2 separate regions of the Homo sapiens genome follow, and region 2 is linked to region 1. The links are chromatin loops, found by intact Hi-C in ENCODE. Cell type or tissue: gastrocnemius medialis. All regions are shown on one strand. Each heading gives the region's core, and the rest is flanking DNA. Links, peaks and the distances in the headings are about the cores only.

The links. A loop is a pair of places that touch in the nucleus more often than their neighbours do. Peaks named below come from ENCODE experiments on the same cell type or tissue, not always from the same donor. Only the 100,000 strongest peaks of a DNase experiment are listed, where the experiment ranks them.
Region 2: it touches region 1 in a loop (2.0-fold over the local background); 2 of 110 quality-filtered maps call a loop at or near these places.

The regions. Positions count from the first base shown.
Region 1 is chr17:13,769,311-13,781,690 of GRCh38, forward strand. It overlaps LOC107985014 (a long non-coding RNA gene), which reads right to left. Exons shown (of 3, transcript XR_007065628.1): 2 at 8,655-8,717; 3 at 7,318-8,426. Among named protein-coding and RNA genes, the nearest start is that of HS3ST3A1, 170 kb to the left of the region's middle. RefSeq lists an enhancer at 3,510-3,679. In gastrocnemius medialis, for the core only: no CTCF peak of the experiment used is centred there; a DNase peak (open chromatin) is centred at 7,175.
Region 2 is chr17:13,716,601-13,726,457 of GRCh38, forward strand. No RefSeq gene overlaps it. Among named protein-coding and RNA genes, the nearest start is that of HS3ST3A1, 120 kb to the left of the region's middle. In gastrocnemius medialis, for the core only: no CTCF peak of the experiment used is centred there; a DNase peak (open chromatin) is centred at 5,301; H3K27ac peaks cover 793 bases.

The sequences.
Region 1 (12,380 bases), core at 2,311-10,310:
CAAGATGAGATTTGGGTAGGGACATAGCCAAACCATATCATTCCATCCCTGGCTCCTCCCAAATCTTATGTCTTCACAATTCAAAACATAACATACCCTTCCAACAGAAGTCTTAACTCACTCCAGCATTAACTCAAAAGTCCAAGTCCAAAGTCTCATCTGAGACAAGGCAAGTCCCTTCTGTCTATGAGACTGTAAAATCAAAAGCAAGTTAGTTTCTTCGTAAATACAATGGAGGTACAGGTATTGGGTAAATACACCCATTCCAAATGGGAGAAACTGACAAAACAAAGGAGCTACAGGACCCATGCAAGTCTGAAATACAATAGGGCAGTCATTAAATCTTAAAGTTCTAAAATGATCTCCTTTGACTCCTTGTCTCACATCCAGGTCATGCTGATGCAACAGGTGGGTTCCTATGGTCTTGGGTAGCTCCGTCCCTGTGGCTTTGCAGGGTACAGCCCCCCTCTAGGCTGCTTTCATGAGCAGGTGTTGAGTTTCTGCGCCTTTTCCAGGCACATGGGTGCAAGCTGCAGGTGGATCTACCATTCTGGGGTCTAGAGGACTGTGGCCCGCTTCTCACAGCTCCACTAGTCAGTGCCCCAGTGGGGACTCGGCACTGGGGCTCCAACCCCACATTTCCCTTCCACACTGCCCTAGTGGAGTTTCTTCTTGAGGGCTCTGCCCCTGCAGCCAACTTCTGCCTGGACATCCAGGTGTTTCCATACATCCTCTTAAATCTAAATGAAGGTTCCATAACCTCAATTATTGACTTCTGTGCACCTGCAGGCTCAACACTATGTGGAAGCCACAAGTCTTGGGGATTGCACCCTCTGAAGCCATGGTCTGAGCTGTACCTTGGCCCCTTTTAGCCATGGCTGGAGAAGCTGGGACATAGGACACAAAGTCCCTAGGCTTAACACAGCAGGAGAACCCTGGGCCTGGCCCAGGAAACTGTTTCCTTCTCCTATGCCTCAGGGCTTGTGAGGGGAGGGGCTGCCATGAAGGTCTTTAACATGCCCTAGGGACATTTCTCCCACTGTCTTGGTGTTAACATTTGGCTCCTTGTTACTTATGCAAATTTCTCCAGTCAGCTTGTATTCCTGCCCAGAAAATGGGGTTTTCTGTTCTATCACATTGTCAGGCTTCAAATTTTCCAAACTTTTATGCCCTGTTTCCTCTTGTATGCTTTGCTGCCTACTTCCACCAGATGCCCTAAATCATCTCTCTCAAATTTAAAGTTCCATAGATCTCTAGGGCAGGGCCAAAATGCCACCAGTCTCTTTGCATAGCAAGAGTAAGCTTTACTCCAGTTCCCAACAAGTTCCTCAGCTCCATCTGAGACCACCTGAACCTGGACTTCATTGTCCATTTCACTATCAGCATTTTGGTCAAAGTCAGTCAACAAGTCTCTAGGAAGTTCCAAACTTTCCCACATTTTCCTGCCTTCTGAGCCCTCCGAGTCTCTAGGAAGTTCCAAACTTCACCACATTTTCCTGTCTTCTTCTGAGCCCTCCAAACTGTTTCAACCTCTGCCCGTTACCGAGTTCCAAAGTCACTCCCACATTTTTGGGTATCCTTAGAGCAGCATCCCACTTCTGGTACCAATTTACTGTATTAGTCCATTCTCAACATGCTGCTAATAAACACACACACAAGACTGGGTAATTTATAAAGGAAAGAACTTTAATTGACTTACAGTTCTGCAGGGCTGGGGAGGCCTCAAGAAACTTAAAATCATGGAGGGAGGGGAAGTCAAACAAATCCTTCTTCACATAACAGCAGGAAGGAGAAGAATGAGTGCCCAGTGAAAGGGAAGCCCCTTATAAAACCATCAGATCTCGGTGGATCACGAGGTCAGGAGATCGAGACCATCCTGGCTAACATGGTGAAACCCATCTCTACTAAAAAATACAAAAAATTAGCTGGGTGCGGTGGTGGGTGCCTGTAGTCCCAGCTCCTTGGGAGGCTGAGGCAGGAGAATGGTTTGAACCCAGGAGGTGGAGCTTGCAGTGTGCCAAGATCACACCACTGCACTCCAGCCTGGGAGACAGAGTGAGACTCCGTCTCAAAAAAAAAAAAAAAAAAAAAAAAAAAAAGAAATCATCAGGTCTCAGGAGAACTAACTCACTATCACAAGAACAAGATGGGGGAAACTGCCCCCATGATTCAATTATCTCCACCTGGTCCCTCCCACAACACATGGGGATTGTAGGAACTACAATTCAAGACAAGATTTGAGTGGAGACACAGCCAAACCATATCACTGGTGGAGCACCAGTGTCTTGAGATCCGAGATTTGTGTGTCTTTTACTGTACTCTTTTTCCAACCTGGCCCAGTGGCTGTCAGAGAATGAAGTTGAATTTGTTGTACTGATGGATTAGCAGCTCCTCCATGGTCCTGGAAGGATTAACAGGCCCTGAATGGAGAGGAGGGAGGCAGATAGACATGGTGTCTGACATCTCCACTGATGTTACAGCTTCATACCCAGTAGTTCTTTTGAGATAAACATGATGTTCCCCATTAAGCTGGTGAACTTTAAATAAACAAGAGAGGGTTTTTTTTTTCCTCCAGGTTCTCCTTTTGAGATGAAACTGTAGGAAATCTATCACATTTGAAATTCTTGCTCATGTTTTTCTATTTAGTTCAACTTATTTTCCAAATTACAATTTGGGTCATAAATACCAAAATAAGTTGCTTGGTATTTTTGGGAAAACAGTATATTAATTTATCTGATTTTTGCATTTTTTCTACTTCTAAGAAAAAACAGGAGACATTCATGGCAATGTGATATGACAGGAGATTGTCCTGTTGGTAGTGATGGTTTGTTTTTTTTCTGTATTGCCCACCCATTGTACAGCATTCAGAGAATTCTGAAAGTATAAAGAAGGAATTGTAATTCTTAAATTACCTTTTATTGTCAAAATAAGCATTTTTTTCTTGAGCTGGATTTCTCAAAAGCAAACACTGAGAGAAGAATTGGCATGTACGTTATTTATTTTGGAAGTAACCTCAAGATCACCTGTAGGAGAGTGGGGAAGTAAGAGGAGGAAGGAAGGTATTCGACAGAAAGTGTGTTGAAGAGCAGGTCACCATCATAAGCAACGGGCTTAATCCTGCTGGGGATGTCTGTGAGGCTATATAATACAGACCTCTGAGTTGTCCCACTCAGTTAAAAGTAAATTGATGTATTCATATGCCATGTCCGGCCCATGATTGGTTGAGGGCTGCTGCTAGGGATGTTAACTTGCTGGGCACCCACTCATGTCTTCTGGTCCTGCTCCAAGCACAGACTGACGAAGTTACCATGGTCAAAGAAAGCCCTTAGGCTGAGACTCGGGGGAAGGTACATTAAAAAGAGAGCATGCACCAGAACAGTGTGTGGTACAGAGGCACAGGAGGGCATGGACAGCGCCTCCCACACAATCATTAGAGACTGGCTGGCATAGACCCAATCCAGCACCAAGTTCTACCCTCCCCTACAAACAGGCAGTGCTTAACAGATACAGCAGTAACAGAAACAATAGTTTAGGAAAATCAAATTCAAGACTGAACATACCAACAAAAGTCACCTTTAGTGGTTGTGGCAGTGAACCAAGGCTCCAAACATGCTTGCACCAGGTGACTTGGTCTCTTGTGTTCCTGTCATTCACCAGGAGGAGAACATGCACCCACGTAGTTGCTTGTCCAAGGAGAGTGTGAAGTGGGGCAAACCTGAATCCAACCCAAATGCAGAAGCCCAGCCCAGCTAAATGTCACCTAGAGTAGAGCCACCTTAGTCTGCAGATGTGTGAGCAAGAAAAATAAATGCTTATCATTGTCAGTCACTACTTTTCAGGATTGTTTGTTATGCAGTATTATTGCAACAATAGCTGACTGACACAATACTCCAGGGAACAGATTTAATAGAGCAATGAGAACAATAGTTTAAATTTTTAATTGCAATCTTCACAGACATAGAGTGGATATTACAGACCTTTTTAAAAAGGAAGAGAGAATCAATGAGACAGCTTGTGAATTATAAATGCTATCACTAAAATTAAAATCTCAGAAATGTGGACTAAATGGTATCATGGATACAGACAAAGAAGAATAAATTCTTGAGTTCCTAGATACAGCCTAAAACTTGACCTGATGTTTAGCACAAAGAAAGAAAAAAATAACTATAAATCTTGATAAATGATGGATAGATCCAAGAAAGGAGGAAAGCAAATGTGAGAAGTAGTGATGGGAAAAAATATCGAAGAATTAAGAGCTCATCAAATATTTGAGAAGGAATGAATGAAAAAGGGCCATCACTGAGATACATTGCGGCAAATTTTTATTAGAATAATAAAATTTGAGGTAGAGAAAAGGATACCTATGAGGGAAAAAGACTGAATTAATACCAATGCTCTCATCAGCAATGTTGGATTTAAACATTAAAATTAAAAAAAGTTTTGATAAATTAGAAACAGAGGGAAATTTTACTAACTAACTAAATGATAATCCTAGGAACCTATAGCAAACGTCATACTTAATGGTGAAACAATTAAATTATTCTTTTTATAGTTTGTCAATTTTAATTTTCAGTTTCAAATATGTCATACGTAACTTTTCAAGCTAAATTGATACAGATCTATACAAAGAGTGTGAAGGGTTGCATACTATTTCATTCTATACCTGATGTGTTCTAATGTATTTAGTCAGTCCCTCTTTTGTAGGGGATTGATGATGTCTAATTTAAAATTGAAAAATGTGCATGACAGTTGAAAATTCCTCTACCCTCTCTAAATCTGATTGGATATTACCAATATCTTTAATCTTGAGTAATTAATGACTAAAAAATACATCTTCTGGGTTTATTAAAATATTCTTTTACAAGTACTACTCTGCAGTGTATATGCTGTGGAAATTTTAAAAATAAAATCGAAAAATAAAAGTACTACTCAGCTCAGGAGGCTAAGGTGGAAGGATCGCTTGAGTCTGGGAGGTGGAGGTTGCAGTGAGCCAAGTTCATGGCACTGCACTCCAGCCTAGGCAACAAACTTCTCTCAAAACAAGCAAACAAAAGAAAGTGCCACTAAAGCTAAAGATCCTCTTATATTTTTTCATTCAATATGAATGACTGGTGAATACGTGCACCAGGTCTTTCCCGAGCAATAGGAATACATCACTGAACCAAATGCGATTCACTGCCCTCAAGAACCCCATGTCTTCCTTCTTTTACCAGCTATCTGTTAATCTACTCAGCTGGTCTTCTTGCTCCCTTTGATTTTTACAAACCATTCATGCATTAGAGTAGTAATCCTTTGTCATGTGTGTTACAAAAATTTGTAGCACGCTGTTTATGTTTTAGCTCTTTAGAGTTCTTTTGTGGAATCTCAGGGAAGTTTTGACTTTATGTAGACACATTTTTTATGTTTGCCTATTTTTCTATCTATTTATCCCAGGATTGAAGAAATAGTCTCCTACATTTTCTTCTAATATTTTTATAATTATTGAGCTTTTAACTGAAACTTTTAACAGATTTATTCCCTGCCTGGGCATGACTTAAGAATCATATATACCATGTATAATCTAGAGTGCATTGTTTGGTAATGAAAGAGTGCTTTCACATATTAATGGTTATGCTTTTACTCCTGCATCAGATTCTCCTGTGTTAAACATGGTGATGTCACCAGAATGGTATCAAATCACCCAAGTCAAAATGTTCTTCTTCGAAGCAGCTGATGCCTTTAGAATAAGGTCCAAAATCCTTAACATGGCTTACACAGCCTTTCACCACAGGCCTCCCTAGCCTCTCCCCAGCGCAGCTCACCCTCCTCTTCCTGGCCCCTGCACCTACTTCAATTGCGGCTCCCTGCACATGTCATGCCCTCTCCCCTGGAGCCCTCCTGCCTGACCTGGTTGCTTCTCACTTAGCTAACTCCTATTTATCCCTCAGTTTCCATGTTCCCTGCTCAAGGAAAGGCTGGCAGTCAGTTTATAAATATTTCTTGGGCCACCTACTAAATGCCAGACCAATGATCACCCTCACTCCGCAACCAAGGCTGAAGAGGTATTAATCCTATGTCTGGCATATCAGCCATCACAACAACTTACAACAGCCTCATGGCTTGATGGTAACAAATTGCTAGGCAGCAAGCATCTTGAGGGTAAGGACCTTGTCTTTTTCACTAGCGTTGCAGCAGCTGACATAGAAATCAAAGTGAATACAGACAAAACGGTAAACCAATGAGAGCCAGGAGGAAAGTATGATACAATTTCATTTCCTGGAAAGTGAATAGGGCAAGAGAAAATATGCCTGTTGTTCAAATACCTGTGCCATGGGTGGCTTTGAAAGAACACTGACTTTGAAGTCAGGAGAACTTGTTTCAACTTGTGGTGGCATCCAGTCCCAACCCTATGACCTTGAATGAGTAAACTTTTTCAGCTCCTGTTTCCTCATCTATTAATCAGCATAACGCCTATGCTATCCAAATCTCAGGGTTATTACATTTCTTGAACTTTATGATGTGCCACACATTGCAATTATTTCATTAATTTTATTACCTTGTTTAATCTTCATGCTGTATGGTGGAGATATTATTATTATCCTCACCCATAAGTTGGAGAGTCTAAGGACACTGGGCCCACATGAGGAAATTAGAGAGGGTTACTTAGTGTAGTAAGAGTACTTAGAGTTTATTTAGTGTCGTCTGAACCTTGGAGGGGTTAAATGAGCTAACCAAGTTCACACAGCTTCAAAATGGTAGAGCTGAGATTCTGACCCAGGACTGCTCGACACCTGAGCAAGAGCACTTAATCACTGCTTAAGGCTCACTCATGTCAGAACAAGAGAGTTTGTAAGTGGACAGGCTTTGCAAACTGTCAAGCACAAGGTAAATGCTGGTGATGAGGAGCAAGTCATTTGTACAACAAGGAAGGCAGCGGTATCATCTGGACGTATGTTTGCCTTCAGGGAGGGATGAATGCCTGGGATTTCAGATCTGATCCAAGTTCAATGTGTCTGGCCCAAGGTTATTTTTGATTCAAGGCCACTGTGTCCTGGTTTCTATCAACACTGAAATAAACACCGCTTTGCAATCTGCGCCTTTTATTAATGATGTGACTCACTTAATGAGGGCTTTGCTGACTCACATCAATCTTCTTTGTAGAAGAGGCCCATCAAGGAATTGTAGACAGCTGCCAGGCTGGATCTACTCTGCGTCAGCGTTTGGCAAGTTCAGCCACCCTGCAAACACCTTTTCTTCAGAAGAGGGGAAAGAGTGAAGCTTCAAGGCTAAAGATCAGCACAACACACACACACACAGACACACACACACACACACACACACATTTAAAAACCTATTTTATTGGGTTTATCTGGACATTGTTGTTGTCGTTGTTTTAAGTTCCAGGCAGCCAAGCAGCCATGGATGGATTACTCTTAAAACCTGATCATAAAATATTGTCCACATGGGCAAAGGCACTAATCAAAACTGTGAAAGGAAAGGTTTGAATTAAGGAAAAAGTTCAATGAGACACAAGGGATTTTTCATTGCAAAGTTTCTCTAATTTTGTATCCCAGGCTGACCCATAAAGGAACAAAATATTCTGCCTTGATGACAACATGTGATTTAGCGTAGTCTGTATTACAGAATGGCCACAGCTTGAAGATGGCAGCATGGTTTCCCCAGAGTCTGGAGCAGAACTTGTAGTTTTGTCTACACACAATGACCCATTGACCATTTTTTCCTGAGGAATTGCTTTTTTTGTTGTTGTTATGTGAAAAAGCTTTGCCCAGTCTGCTAGTTCTTAGGTCTGTTTTTTGTCACTGTCCACATAGAGTTCTTGGAAAACAATACGGGCTAACCCCAAGTTTGGTTGTGAATTTCTTCCATAATAACCCACACGTCTTGTTTTACATGTAAGTTGCTTGCTGTGTCCTTCTCTCCTTGCCCTCCCTATGAGTCACCCACTTAGGTTGGGAGCTTCTAGATAACGACGCCCCTTCCAGGACCAGCATCCGTCCCTTTTCCAACCGCACAGTCCTGCCTGGACTGACGAAGGAAACCTAAAAACAAGGAAAGTTTTCATAAGCATTGCAATAAAAGGAATGGTGCTATTTAAATGTGAGATTATACAATAGATATAACATAGAGTAACACACAAGAATCACCTGGGCAGCACTGTAACTCACCTTTCCAGGATGGCAATTCTGACCTCATAAGAAACATGTAGGGAGTCCCCTTGTAGATTCTATTGTTTCTGGGTTGAGTGATGCTGGAAGTGCGGGGATGCTGAGAGGCTCAAAGAGATTGCTTCATTTAGAGGACTCTCTTTGGCTACCATGCAGAGGTGGAACTGCAGGGCATCTGTGCGGTTCTGAGTTGGGGGTTTCCACAAAACAGTCATTCTCCTCCTCCCCACCCCTGCCTCTAGGCATAAGGAGTGGCAGTGCCTGAGAAGAAGACATGTGGAATTCACAACTGGCCTTGACAGAACACTTGGGCCAGAAGCCAGGCACCAGCAAAGGCAATGGAGGCAGGATAGAGGATTCTCTCCAAAGCAAGATTCCCTATTGCAGCAGGCAGTGGTCACTACAGCAGTTGGCCAGATAGAGAGAAGAACTGCAGAGAGGAATTCATCCTGCCAGAATGCCAGGATGAATTGCTGAAGCATCACCCACCTATCTCGTTATTCGGCTTCTGAACTGGTAACCAGACACCCAGATTAAGAGCTGAGAGGATGACTGTGGAAAGGAAGGGGACAAATATAAGACATGGACACTGTTGAGGGATTCAAAGAAAATGAAAAGAAAAGAAAGGAAATAGCGCACTCAATAAGTAGAGAAGGAATTAGGGAAAATGGTCAGAAACAGTCAGAATGTGGGTGTGTTGGCTGCCATTACCAGTCTTAACAACACCCACAAGAGACAGATGACCGCCAGTTTACAATGGGATGGGCTGCAAGCCCTTGGAAGGGAATACAGCTTCTCCAGGAGGAACATTTTCTGCTTGTAGTCTTCAATTTTAGTAGACTGAGAGTTTAGTAACCCTTACAGGGCTAAAAACAAACAAACAAACAAACAAAAACCAATTTCTCCTAAACTCCAAACTGAAGCAGTTTTAAGTAATGACTTGAAGTCCTGGAATTAGCAAGATATAAAACTTTGGTCCCAAATCTCTGCTCAAAAATCTTTCATTACGGGATCCCTAGCAGATGACATGTTCTAGCCTGGTAGGAATGGTAAGATTACCCAGGATTATCCCCAAAGCCTGTTGTTTTAGACAACTTCAAGGTCACTATTGAGAGGAGGGTTGCATAGAGCACAGAGTTCGGTTTGGAAACTATATGGAAACAAGATCTTTGGCAGTAGTTACTTACACATGCAACTGATGGGAAGCAAATAAACAGGAAATCTACTAAATTATTAAGGGAATTCTATCCAAATAAATCACAAGCTTACCCTCAAAAGCCAGTAATCATTCAACCCCTAAGCAACTCCCAGGCCCTCAAAACTGCACCAGCAGGAAGAGAGCGAATAAAGGGCACAGCCCCCAGAAAGATCAACCTTTCCAAAGCCCACCCCAGATATGACCACCAAGGACAAAAAGCAAGGAGCAGAAGCTGAGGCTGCAGGATGGGACCACCAAGCCATCGACCGACCTGCCAGGTAGGAGGGTCTTTGCTGTGGCTACTTCATGGCATGGCTCATTGCTATAGATCCAGTTGGAAGGAAGAACAGAATTAGGATCACACAGTAGCCACTGCTCAGTAACTATTGTGTGTTTCCAATTCTTTTTCTCCAAGAATACATTTTTGTTTTGGTCATCATATTTCTCCTTCACTGATATAGATTAGATATGGAAGGACAGGAAATGTGTGTTTGGGGTTAGACACTGATTGATGAGGAGCCATAGCAGACATGGAGAAGATTGCACATCATCCTGCAATCATGGAGTTTGAGTTGAGCGCCCTAACTAAATAGGACTTGGGACTGTCTCCCTGTGGAAGAGGAATATGCCAAAGGAATGGAACAAATGCACCTGGATATTCAGGTGGTCAAAAGGGCAGAATGACAGAGACAGATAATTGACCTCAATATCTATTTTCTTCTATCCCAGAAATAAATGTCTAGCTGAACAGATGGCTAGTCAGAGTGAAGAAGATGCTTCATGGCCTCCCTCGCATTGTAACTAAGTTCTAGCCAATTGTATATAAGCCAACAAGGTATATGCACCTTCTAGGAAGATTCCTTAATAGGAGGGTCCAACCTCTTCTTTGGGCTTTCTTCCTTCATGCTGGATGGAAGAAGATGTGATAGATGGCGCTGCAGCAGCCATTTTGTTACTTAGGAATGAAAATGAAAATAAGATGGGCATCCTGATGACTGTGAAACTAAACTTCCACAGCAGCTCCAGACTGCCTAATGATTTTTTTATGAAAGAAAAAATCAACTGAATTTGTAAAAGTCATTATTTTTTTCCCCTTGGCCCTTACAAACTTAATATAACTATAATACATGTATAACCTAAAATTACCCAAAGAAATATTCCAATCAACTAGTAGATGGATCACAATAAAGAGTCCTCACATAGAAAACTATGATATGAAAGAATTGAGAGTAGGTGAGAAAACTATTAAAGTAAAACATAAAGTCTAAATAATTCCCCAGATAAGGCTGTAAAAGTAATTAATGAATAAAAAGTTTCATGATGTAAAGTAATGATTATCATTTAAAAAGTTAAAGGATGTATTCAATCTTACTGATCATTACAATGTTACTGCTGACTTACCATGTGCTAGGCACTGTTGTAAATGCATCCTGTGCACTATGTCATTTTATTTTCATAATAACCCTATGATACTATTATGCCCACTTTCGAGATGGGGCAGCTGAGGCACAGAGAAGGTAAACCCTTTGATCACTGCCCTATGTTATCTGTCAGCCAAAACCTAGGAGATGGCAGAGCAAAGTAAGAAGTTAAATAAGAGTGTTAGTTTCTTCATTTTATATAAAGAGGACTCATGAGTGTTTTGCACTTGTTATTGCCAATTAGGTTATCGATGGCAATGAAGCAAAAACAGAATGTATCTGTTCTAAGTCACTAGAGGAAAAGGTGGTTACGAAAAGGAATTACAGCCCATACAACAAAAAATTAAAAGTAAAGGAAAAATAAGAGAACATTAAAAATAAAGTACAAAACTACAGAAATAAAAGAAAAAATAACACTCATTACATTAAATGTATAGTTGGCCCTCTGCATCTACAGGTTTCACAACTGCAAATTCAACCAACCTCATATTTAAAATATTCAGACATGAACAATAAAGAATAATAATACAATAATTAAAAAGATAAAAATAACAGTATAAGAAAAATTTACATAGCATTTACATTATATTAGATATTATAAGTAATGTAGAAATTATTTTAAGGACACAGTAGGATGTGTGTGGGTGATATGCAAATACTATGCCATTTTTTATGCATGCTTGGATTTTGGCATCCTGGGGGTCCTGGAACCAATCCCCCACTGGTATAGAGGACTGACAGTAAATGCTTAAACTACTCTATTGAAGGGTGAAGTCCCACAAGTTTAGGCAAAATATAAGATACAACAGTGAAATCAATGTACTGTAAATAAGGACCAGAAACTAACCCACTTATTTAGTATATGCTAAAAGAGATATTTTAAGTCAATTGATACATGATTGTATTAGTCTGTTTTCACACTGCTGACAAAGCCATCCCTGAAGCTGGGCAATTTACAAAAGAAAGAGGTTTACTGGACTTACAGTTCCACATGGCTAGGGAGGCCTCACAATCATGGTGGAAGGCAAGGAGGAGCAAGTCACATCTTACGTGGATGGCAGCTGGCAAAAAGAGAGCTTGTGCAGGGAAACTCCCATTTTTAAAACCATCAGATCTCATGAGATTCATTCACTATCACGACAACAGTGCAGGAAAGACTTGCCCCCATAATTCAATCACCTCCCATTGGATTCCTCCTATGACATGTGAGAATTGTGAGAGTTACAATTCAAGATGAGATTTGGGTGGGGACACAGCCAAGCCATATCAATGATGTAATTCGCCAAATGGTAGCTTATCTACCATTAACTGCAAGAATTAAGTTCCCTACATCAAAATGAAGCTGAAGCGAATCATAGGTAAAAATATTTAAAAAGCAACCTAAAAAAATCATAAAAGTATCTTTAAATAATTTAGAGCAAGTATGGTCTTTATATACATATAAGAGTGAAGGTAAAAGCATAAATGAAAAGATATGTGATACAATAGAACCATTTACCAAAACACACAATAAGCAAATCGAGATAGAAGAAATTGGGGCAAAAATAGCAATATTGAAGGCAGGAAAATAGATTAAATTCAAGATATATAACGTCC
Region 2 (9,857 bases), core at 1,858-9,857, 53 kb before region 1:
GCTGTATAATGTCAACCACAGAATTCTATAGGACTAGGATTAACAAGAGGTGAGCTAAGCACTTTGCTGATTATGGCTGGGTTTGCTCTTATGTCTGAGGGTTGTCTAATGAGTGATCTGATCCTGTCTGGCTACTACTACTAGGGCTAGTAGGTGACTTGGCTTTGCTTCCTGTGTCTCTTCTACCATCAAGCTAGCTTGGGTGTGTTCTCATGGTGATGGCACAGGCAGGAGAGAACAAGTCCCAGGGAACAGCCCATTTCAGAACTCTGCTTGTGCCAATATGCCCACATCCCATTGACCAAAACAAACCATATGGCACAGCTTAGGGTCAAGGGGCAGAATCAGTCACCCACAGAAGTGGAAGGGTATGGACAAAAGAGTAGGGTGCTTGCATAAGGATAAACACATAGACCAATGGAATAGAAAGTCCAGAAGTAAACCTGTACATCCATGTCCAACTGATTTTTGACAAGAGTCCCAAGGCCATTCAATGGAGAAAGAATAGTATCTTCAACAAATGTTACAGAGACAACTGGATATCTATATGCGAGAAATAAGGAAATTGGACTCTTACCTCACACCACACACAAAAATTAATTCAAAGTGGATCAAAGATTTAAATGTAAGAGCTAACCTGTAAAAGTCTTAGAACAAAACATAGAATAAATCTTTATGAGCTTGTATTTAGCAATGCATTTTTGCTATGACACCAAAAGTATGAAAACAAAAGAAAAAATAGATAAATTGGACTTCGTCAAAATTAAAAATGCTGTGTATCAAAAGACATTATCATGAACATGAAAATGCAACCAACAGAATGGCAGAAAGTATTTTTAAATCTTGTATCAGACAAGAGCCTGGTATTCCAAATATATACTTAAAAACCTTCTACAATGCAACAGCTAAAAAAAAAAACAAGCCAATTAAAAATGGGCAAAAGAGGCCAGGCACAGTGGCTCACGCCTGTAATCCCAGCACTTTGGAAGGCCGAGGCAGGTGGATCACGAGGTCAGGAGATCGAGACCACAGTGAAACCCCGTCTCTACTAAAAACACACACAAAAAAAACTCGCCGGGCGTGGTGGCAGGCGCCTGTAGTCCCAGCTACTCGGGAGGCTGAGGCAGGAGAATGGCTTGAACCCGGGAGGCGGAGCTTGCAGTGAGCCGAGATCGTGCCACTGCACTCCAGCCTGGGCGACAGAGCAAGGCTCCGTCTCAAAAAAAAAAAAAAAAAAAAAAAAATGGATGAAATACTTGATTAGACATTTTTCCAGAGAAGATATCCTAATGGCCAACAGTAGATGCAAAGATGTCCAACATTGTTAGTCATGAGGGAAATGCAAATCAAAACTACAATAAGACACTACCACACACCCACTGGGATGGCTATTTCAGAAAGTTCAAAATAAATTTTGGTGAGAACATGAAGAAATCAAACCCTTGTGTATTGCTGGCAGAAATATAAAAATTATTATAGTTATTGCAAAAAACAGTTTGGAAGTCCCTCAAAAAGTTAAACATAGATTTACTATATGACAAGCAACTTCATCCTTGACTATATACCCCAAATAATTGAACAAGCGTTCAAATAAACATTTGTAGATAAATGTTCATAGCAGCCCTATTCACAACAGATAAAAGGTGGAAACAACTCAAATGCCCACCAATGAATAGACACACAATGGAATATTATTCAGTCATGAAAAGGAACGAAATACTGATACATACTACAATGTGGATGAACCTTGAAAAAAATTATGTAAGTGAAAGAAACCAGACGTAATAGTCTATATTGTGTGATTCTATTTACATAAAATATCCAGATAGGTAAATCAATAGAAAAGAAAAAGCAAATGAGTGATTGCCAAGAACTGTTTAATGTGTATGGGATTTTTGGGAGGTGCGATGAAAATGCTTTGAACAAAATGGAGACGGCGACCACACAACATTGTGAATGTGCTAATTACCACTAAGTTGTACCCCTTAAGATTATTAATTTTATGTTAGGTGAATTTCAGCTCAATTAGAAAAACAATTGGAAGGTACTGCAAAGTTGCATGGCAAATGTGTACAGGGAGAAATGAAGAAGTGGGACCATTCATGTAATGGATCCCAACACAGCAATAGGGAATATGTTTTCCTGATACGCCCTCTGTACAAAGATTCCCCTGAGAAACAAGGGAGATGGCTGCAACCATTGTAGATGACGACTAAAGGTTTGATTATGCTGAATTCTGACAAACTCTTGATCTCTTCCCCGCTTAGAGACACAAACAACAACTACTAGTCCTACAGACTAAATGGATGAATATATAATATCAAATTACTTTTCCTCTCTGGGCTTCAGTGTCTATAATTTTATAAGGGCGTTGCCATTGACTGGATGGTTTCTTCCAGCCCAGCCACTCTATAACACTTGCTTCTGTTAGACTTACAGACAAAGTAGCTCCATGTGAATGCACTCATTTAGGAGAGGAAGAGGAAAAGTTGAAGACAGAAATGCAAGTATGGAAAAGATGTTTCACTAACTTCACCTTTTGCTTCGTAACACTTTCCACTGCAGATCACCTGAGAAATCTGTGTTCTCCACTTCTTTGGAAAAGAAAAATATTTCCCTTTTTCTCTGTCTTCTTGTCTAAGTGCCCAAATGTCTCCTTGACCCCTCTTTCTTCCTACACAGGATCATCAGGAATGGGGGACCTTGAGGTGCACCCCATGTATATTCATGCCTGAAGACCTGATTTTGTATACATGTGGAAGACATCTGCCTTGTGGGAAACGGCGGTATCTCCATTCCTAGTATCACTAGCATTACTATCAATGGTGTATGGTCTTTTGGGGATTGTGTAAGCAATGGAAATTTGCACAGCCAAAGATTCCATTACTGTATAAAACTAACGACTCCACAATTACGGAAAAATAAATTAGTGGTGGCTTCCAAAGTCCTGGCATATTAAGGGAGGATGCAAACACAGGTGTGTCAGCCAGGCATAGTAGCTCACGCCTGTAATCCCAGCACTTTGGAAGGCTGAGGCGGGCAGATTTCTTTTTTTTTTTTTTTTTTTTGAGACGGAGTCTCGCTCTGTCGCCCAGGCTGGAGTGCAGTGGTGGGATCTCGGCTCACTGCAAGCTCCGCCTCCCGGGTTCACGCCATTCTCCTGCCTCAGCCTCCCAAGTAGCTGGGACTACAGGCGCCCGCCACTACGCCCCGCTAATTTTTTGTATTTTTTAGTAGAGACGGGGTTTCACCGTTTTAGCCGGGATGGTCTCGATCTCCTGACCTCGTGATCCGCCCGCCTCGGCCTCCCAAAGTGCTGGGATTACAGGCGTGAGCCACCGCGCCCGGCCGGGCAGATTTCTTTAGGTCAGGAGTTGGAGACCAGACTGGCCAACATGGTGAAACCCCATCTCTACTAAAAGTACAAAACTTAGCCAGGCATGGTGGTGCATGCCTGTAATCCACCTGCTCAGGAGGCTGAGGCAGGAGAATTGCTTGAACCTGGGAGGCGGAGATGGCAGTGAGCTGAGATGGTGCCACTGTACTCCAGCCTGGGTAACAGAGCAAGACTTCGTCTCAAAAACAACAACAGCAACAAATCCCAAACACAGATGTGTTGACCCACATTTTGGAGAGAAAATCAAGCATTTTTCTGTCTGAAATTTGAAGTAATATTATATCTATTATTGCCTATGATAATATTAATCATCCCCAACCCTTACTCGGCATTTTATAAAGTACTAAGCAGTTTTGCATCCATTGTCTCAGTTTTATCCTCAAACAATCCTGTGAGGAAGGTGGAGCTTGTGCTATCCTCATTCAACAGAGGGTTAAACTGACAATCAGAAGTTTAAGTGAATTTCATAAAATTTTACAAACAATAAGAGACCAAGAGCCCACACCTGTGGCCTTTTTCTCTTTCACCACGTTAAGTTCCCTCACCACACTCATAGGCCCCTTACTCTCCTACCTGAGGATGCCCAACTTCAAACAATGCTCACCTCCTGGTTGGCTGTTGCAAGAGGCTCCTAAGGGTGTCCCAGCCTTTTTTATCCACCACATCGTATATAACTATTAAGTGATCATCATAAAATGCAAATATGATCATGCCTCTCTCCTCCTTAATAATCATTAATGCTCCTTCTGTCCTCAGAAACACTATTATCTACAGAATATAGAATGGTGTGATCTGGTGTCTAATTTTCCAGGCTCATCTCTTACAATTCGGTAGCACAAAATCTATCCTTAAAGCCCATAAAGTTGATTTTTTTTAAATCCCTGAATTAGAACTGCATGCTGCTTAATGATTCTGGGTCTCTTCATATACTCTTCTCTCCTCGTGGATCTTCTCTTCTCATCTGACACATTAATGCCTATTTATCCTTCAAGCATCAGGTCAAATATTACTGTAAATGAAGCTTGCCCTAACTTCCATAGGAAAAGCCAATCACTGCCTTCTGTCAGTTCTCCTGCTTTCTTGTGCAAAACATTGCCCTGTAATAACTTAACGTTTGATTGGAATTTTATATTATGAAATCCATGCTGTCAGATGTCAAGAATTTTCATCATTATTGCCTCAGTATCTATCACAGCTGTGGCATACAGGAAGTACTCAATAAATATACGTTAAATGTTTAAATGAAGGATTCAAGGAGAACTTTATAAAAAGTACACTCCTTTCATTTCTTCCTGTTTGCTTATCTCTATTGGCCAGTACTCATTCTTCCTAAAAGCAACTTACTATGTGGGGTCATTAACACTCTGTGGTGTTTTTCCATGGCAGATAAGGAGTTGAAGGCAGTCTAAGCAGGGACTCTGTGAGGCAGACACAATCCCACCTGATTCCTTTCCCTGGGTCAGGGGTCAGGAGTTGCATTGCATGTATTTCAGGGTCTTTGAGACTAAAAACCCGTAAGACAGCTGTTGTCCACAGCCACCTCAGAGAAACCCTGGACTGGCATTGACCCAAAACAACCCAAATCTCAGGGGCTTAGGCTGAAACAATCTGTGATGGGAATGTAATACTCCATATAGTTTTCAGTTAGTTCTGGTTTCCATTTATCTTTCTTTCTTGGCAGGTAGGGCAAGGGTGAGAGGAAAATGGGGTAGGTGGGGAGTGGAACTTGATTGAATTACCTGCCAGGCCTTCAGAAACCCACACAAAAGAAACTCACAACTCAACTTGGCATCTCTTTAGGAACCATTCCTTGAAGGCTGCTGATGGAGATGCTAGTGCTTAGGAAAGCATTAGGCTGCCCTCAGATAATTCGTGTGGCAGGATCAGTGTAAGAACATATCGTTCTTGGCAAAGGTGAAAAGAGCCTGCTGAGTTGGAGAGACAGATCGGAGACTTTCCCCAGCCTACCCTCTGCCTGTTGGCATTATTTACATCCTCACTTCCCTCGTCACAGGACAACTATGCCAAGGTTGTCTATCCGCAGAAGGTTTGGGTTCACAATTGCCATGCAATATTTATTCCTTTCCTTTCTTTACCATTGAACTTCTTACCTCGACCACTGAGAATTTGTTACCATCACTTCTACTTCATCTGATATTTATGAGCACAGTTTCTACATCATTTAGTAGCTGAGGCCTTTCTCTACCGCATGAAATATACAGATATCACTTACAAAAGAACATTTCATAGTTATTTCAATATGGTTACGGCTTTAAAATAGGTCAGTCTGTTTCCTCTGTCTTGTAGAACATTGTAGCATTTATTATTTCTAAAATTCATCTGACATTTATTTCTTGAACAGTACATTCACTGCCCATTAATTTGTATTAAGCAACTGATTGAGACCAGGGGTGGCACTCCTCAAACATAATTGTGTCATCTAATGTACTGCACAGATCTACACGTCTCAGACATCTTGCTGATGTGAATTTTTTGAGTCAAGAACTGGGCTAACTCAGCTTCGTATCACTGTGTATATCTCAGTACTGAGAATATAGAAGACCCACAGGTTTTCTAAAAAATTTAAGCCTAATTTCCCCTAAACTTTCACATTGCGGATAAAGATGGGATCATAGCATCATCAGTGATTAATCCAACTAACAGTGCCAATTCTTGGGCTCATCTTTAGAATCAAGACCTCCAGTGTTCAGCACTGTAATGTCCTCTATGTTTTTTCTGAGAGTTTCCAGGAAGCGTCACATAAGATCTGAAAAAGTGCTATTTCTATGACTCTGACGGGCCCCGTGGTCCCCACCAGAATACTGTCGATGGTCTGTCTTCTGTCGCCTGGTGTTTCCTCACTCTCCTTCGGTGGTTCCACCAGGTACCACAGACCCTCCTTGCACCCCCATGCCCACCAAGTGCCAATGCTACCCCCAGTCCCAGGCTGTGTATAGTCTCTGTGGGCTCTGAGAGACCATGAGGCAGAGGATGCTACTGCATTTAATGAAGCAGCTCTTTTTCCCTTCAACAAACCGTATGACTGGAGCGCCCCAGAATTTGAGGTTAACATCTACTACATTGTTCCTGGAAATACCATTTTACTGTAAAGATCATGGTTTGCTATTTTGTCCATAAGTTTTCTGAAACAGGCCCAGACACATCTGAATCCCCGAATGAGTCCAACTTGAGGCTCAAATCCATAGTATATTTTTTCATTTCTTATTATAAAAGTCATACATATTTACTGTAGAAGAATATAAAAGAAAATAACAATCACTTGTGATCTCACAGCCCAGACTAAACATTTTGACATATATTATTTAATCCCTCTTGCCATTTGTTTGAAATAAACTGGAGGAAATAGTATTGATCAAAATTTCTCTTGTATTCATTGAGAGATTTACTTTGAGGCTGAGACCCCAATAAGATGCTTAGTAGCAAAAGTTGGTTTCTGGAATTGCTCTGAAAAGTAATGAAATATGGAATTAGAGCTCCCCTGGAGAAAAAAAAACTGAGAAGGAAAGTGCATTTGGAAACTATGATGGCATGGCAGAGAAGGAACTGGGGCAAAATGAAAAGTTGGATGTAGGTTTTTGAGCCATACATTGTGCACAGCAGACTGCAGTCTTTATTACCCTGACCTTAACATGAGACAGAAAACCAACTGAGATATAGAATCCAACAGAATGCCACTGAAATGCAAATAAGAATTTTAAATAAGCCAGAAAAAAAGAATACCAAAAAAACTCAAAATAAAATTGAGGAAGAGATAGATCAGTTGAATAATTCCATCTAATTATAAAGCAACCTTGGTTGGTGAAGGATGGTGGAAGAGAGGAAGGGGGCAAGGAGAAGACTCCCTAAAGTCAGAAAGAAGAATGATGTATCTTGGATGTGTCTTGATCCCAAGAACATGCTTTTCTCTGAGCAGTAGAGGGCTGTGAGACCCCCACTACTTGGAGAAAATGAATATTCAAAAATGTTTAGGCAGGTCACTGTGGCTCACGCCTGTAATCCCAGCACTTTGGGAGGCCAAGGCGGGCAGATCACGAGGTCAGGAAATCGAGACCATCCTGGCTAACATGGTGAAACCCCGTCTCTACTAAAAATACAAAAAAATTAGCCTGGCGTGGTGGCAGGTGCCTGTAGTCCCAGCTGTTCTGGAGGCTGAGCTAGGAGAATGGCGTGAACCTGGGAGGCAGAGCTTGCAGTGAACCGAGATGGTGCCACTGCACTGCAGCCTGGCCGACAGAGTGAGAGTCCGTCTCAAAAACAAAACGAAACAAGAAACAATAAGGTTTAATAGTGTTGAATGTTTTGGGGACTACCAGATTTCACATCCTGACTTAAATTTTCTGACCTGTATGAACCTCCACCCATTAAGATGGTAACCCCAACTCACTATCATGTTGTTTCTTATTTTATTTTTAAAAATTATTTATTTATTTTATTTTAATTTATTTTATTTTTATTTTTTGACAGTGTCTCACTCTGTCTCCCAGGCTGGAGTGCAGTGGCATGATCTCGGGTCACTGCAAACTCCGCCTCCTGGGTTCAATTAATTCTCCTGCCTCAGCCACCCGAGTAGCTGGGATTACAGGTGTGCCAACACGTTCAGCTAATTTTTGTATGTTTAGTAGAGACGGGGTTTCGCCATGTTGGTCAGGCTGGTCTTGAACTCCTGAACTCTGGTGATCCACCCGCCTCGGCTTCCCAAAGTGCTGGATTATAGTCGTGAGCCACTGCACCCAGCCCATGTTGTTTCTTTAGTGGGTATATCTTAATATCCTAGAAAGGACAGGGAAGGAATAAATCACTTTCATGATATGAGTTTAATTAAATTTAGGAATAATCTGTGAACCCGTAATTTGTAAAGTACTTCTGATGATTAAGAGCAATTGGCATGCTGACTAATATGACAGATTAGTCTTGTGATCCCAATTTAAACTTTATAACTGTAATTTATTTTAGTCACATTGATTGAAATACGTAAAAACTTTGCTAACTTTGTACATAATACTAAAACATTTAAGAAAAGTTAAGGTTTTCTACAGTTATGTTGAATTTATTAGGTCTACTATGTTGGAGAAGCTTTGTTTGTTAGTGACAATTAGAAAATTGAGCATGTTAAATTTATAAATGCATTTAAAAATATTTAATAGAATTTAACTATGTTCATTGAATAATCAAATACTTCTTTCAACATACTTATCAAAATTTACCAGATTTTTATGAATAGAATAATACAATTTTTAAATATCTATGATGTTCAAAGAAAAAGCTGATATTTAAGTCTGTCACTATCACTTATTAATTTATTCAAAAAATGTTAGTGAGGGTCTTCAATAACTATTCTGTGTGCTGGAGACAGGGCAGTGACCAAAGTACTTGCTCTCAAATGACTTACATTCTCCTGGAATGACAGACATAAACAAATAAAAAGTGTAATCTGTAGCATGGCAGAAGATGCAAAGTTCAATAAAGAAAGCTAATTCAAGGCAAGGGGGATGGGGCTTGCTGGACAGATAAGCTGGGGTAAAGGTGTGGTCTGCTGTTTTTATATAAAGGGGTGAGAGATGGCCCCACTGACTGGGTGGCATTTGAAGAGAAACTCCAGGAATTGAGGAAAGGAATTGACAGAATTTACAGGTATCCAGTGGAAAAGCTTTTCAAGGCAAGGCACCCCAAGGGGACAGCAGGGGCTCCAGGAAGGGAGTCCCTTCACAGAAAGCCACACTGATTACATCCTTAGAGCACAAGCACATGGCATACCCCAGAGAGGGCAGAGCCAGACTACAGCCTTCCAGTGACTCGTCTTGTCCTGGCTTCCTAAACGCACACTCTCCAGAGACTTTGACCCTTTCAACTCCCTCCAGCATTTTTTTTCTGAAAAATCTAGATTGCACTTGTGCCTTTCACCCTTCTAAAAACAGATTCTACATTATTGTCACCTTATTATTATTACATGTGTAAGCTTACCTTTCCTAAAGAGTTATAAGAAACTTGTAAGAGAATCACATCTTAAGGCCGGGCACGTGGCTCACGCCTGTAATCCCAGCACTCTGGGAGGTCAAGGTGGGCGGATCACCTGAAGTCAGGAGTTTGAGACCAGCCTGGCCAACATGGTGAAACCCCATCTCAACTAAAAATACAAAAATTAGCCGGGCATGACAGTGGGTGCCTGTAATTTCAGCTACTCAGGAGACCGAGGTGGGAGAATCACTTGAACCCAGGAGGCGGAGGTTGCAGTGACCCAAGACAGTGCCATTGCACTCCAACCTGTGTGACAAAGTAAGACTCCATCTCAAAAAAAAAAGAAAAAAAAAAAAGAATCAGGTCTTCAGTCACTAAATGTATGGGATGGGATAGAATTAGCTCTTCAGCAGTAACATTTGCTATAGGATAATGGCTGATACTGATGGAGGACATGTGAGCCCCAAAATTGGAGCTTAGTACA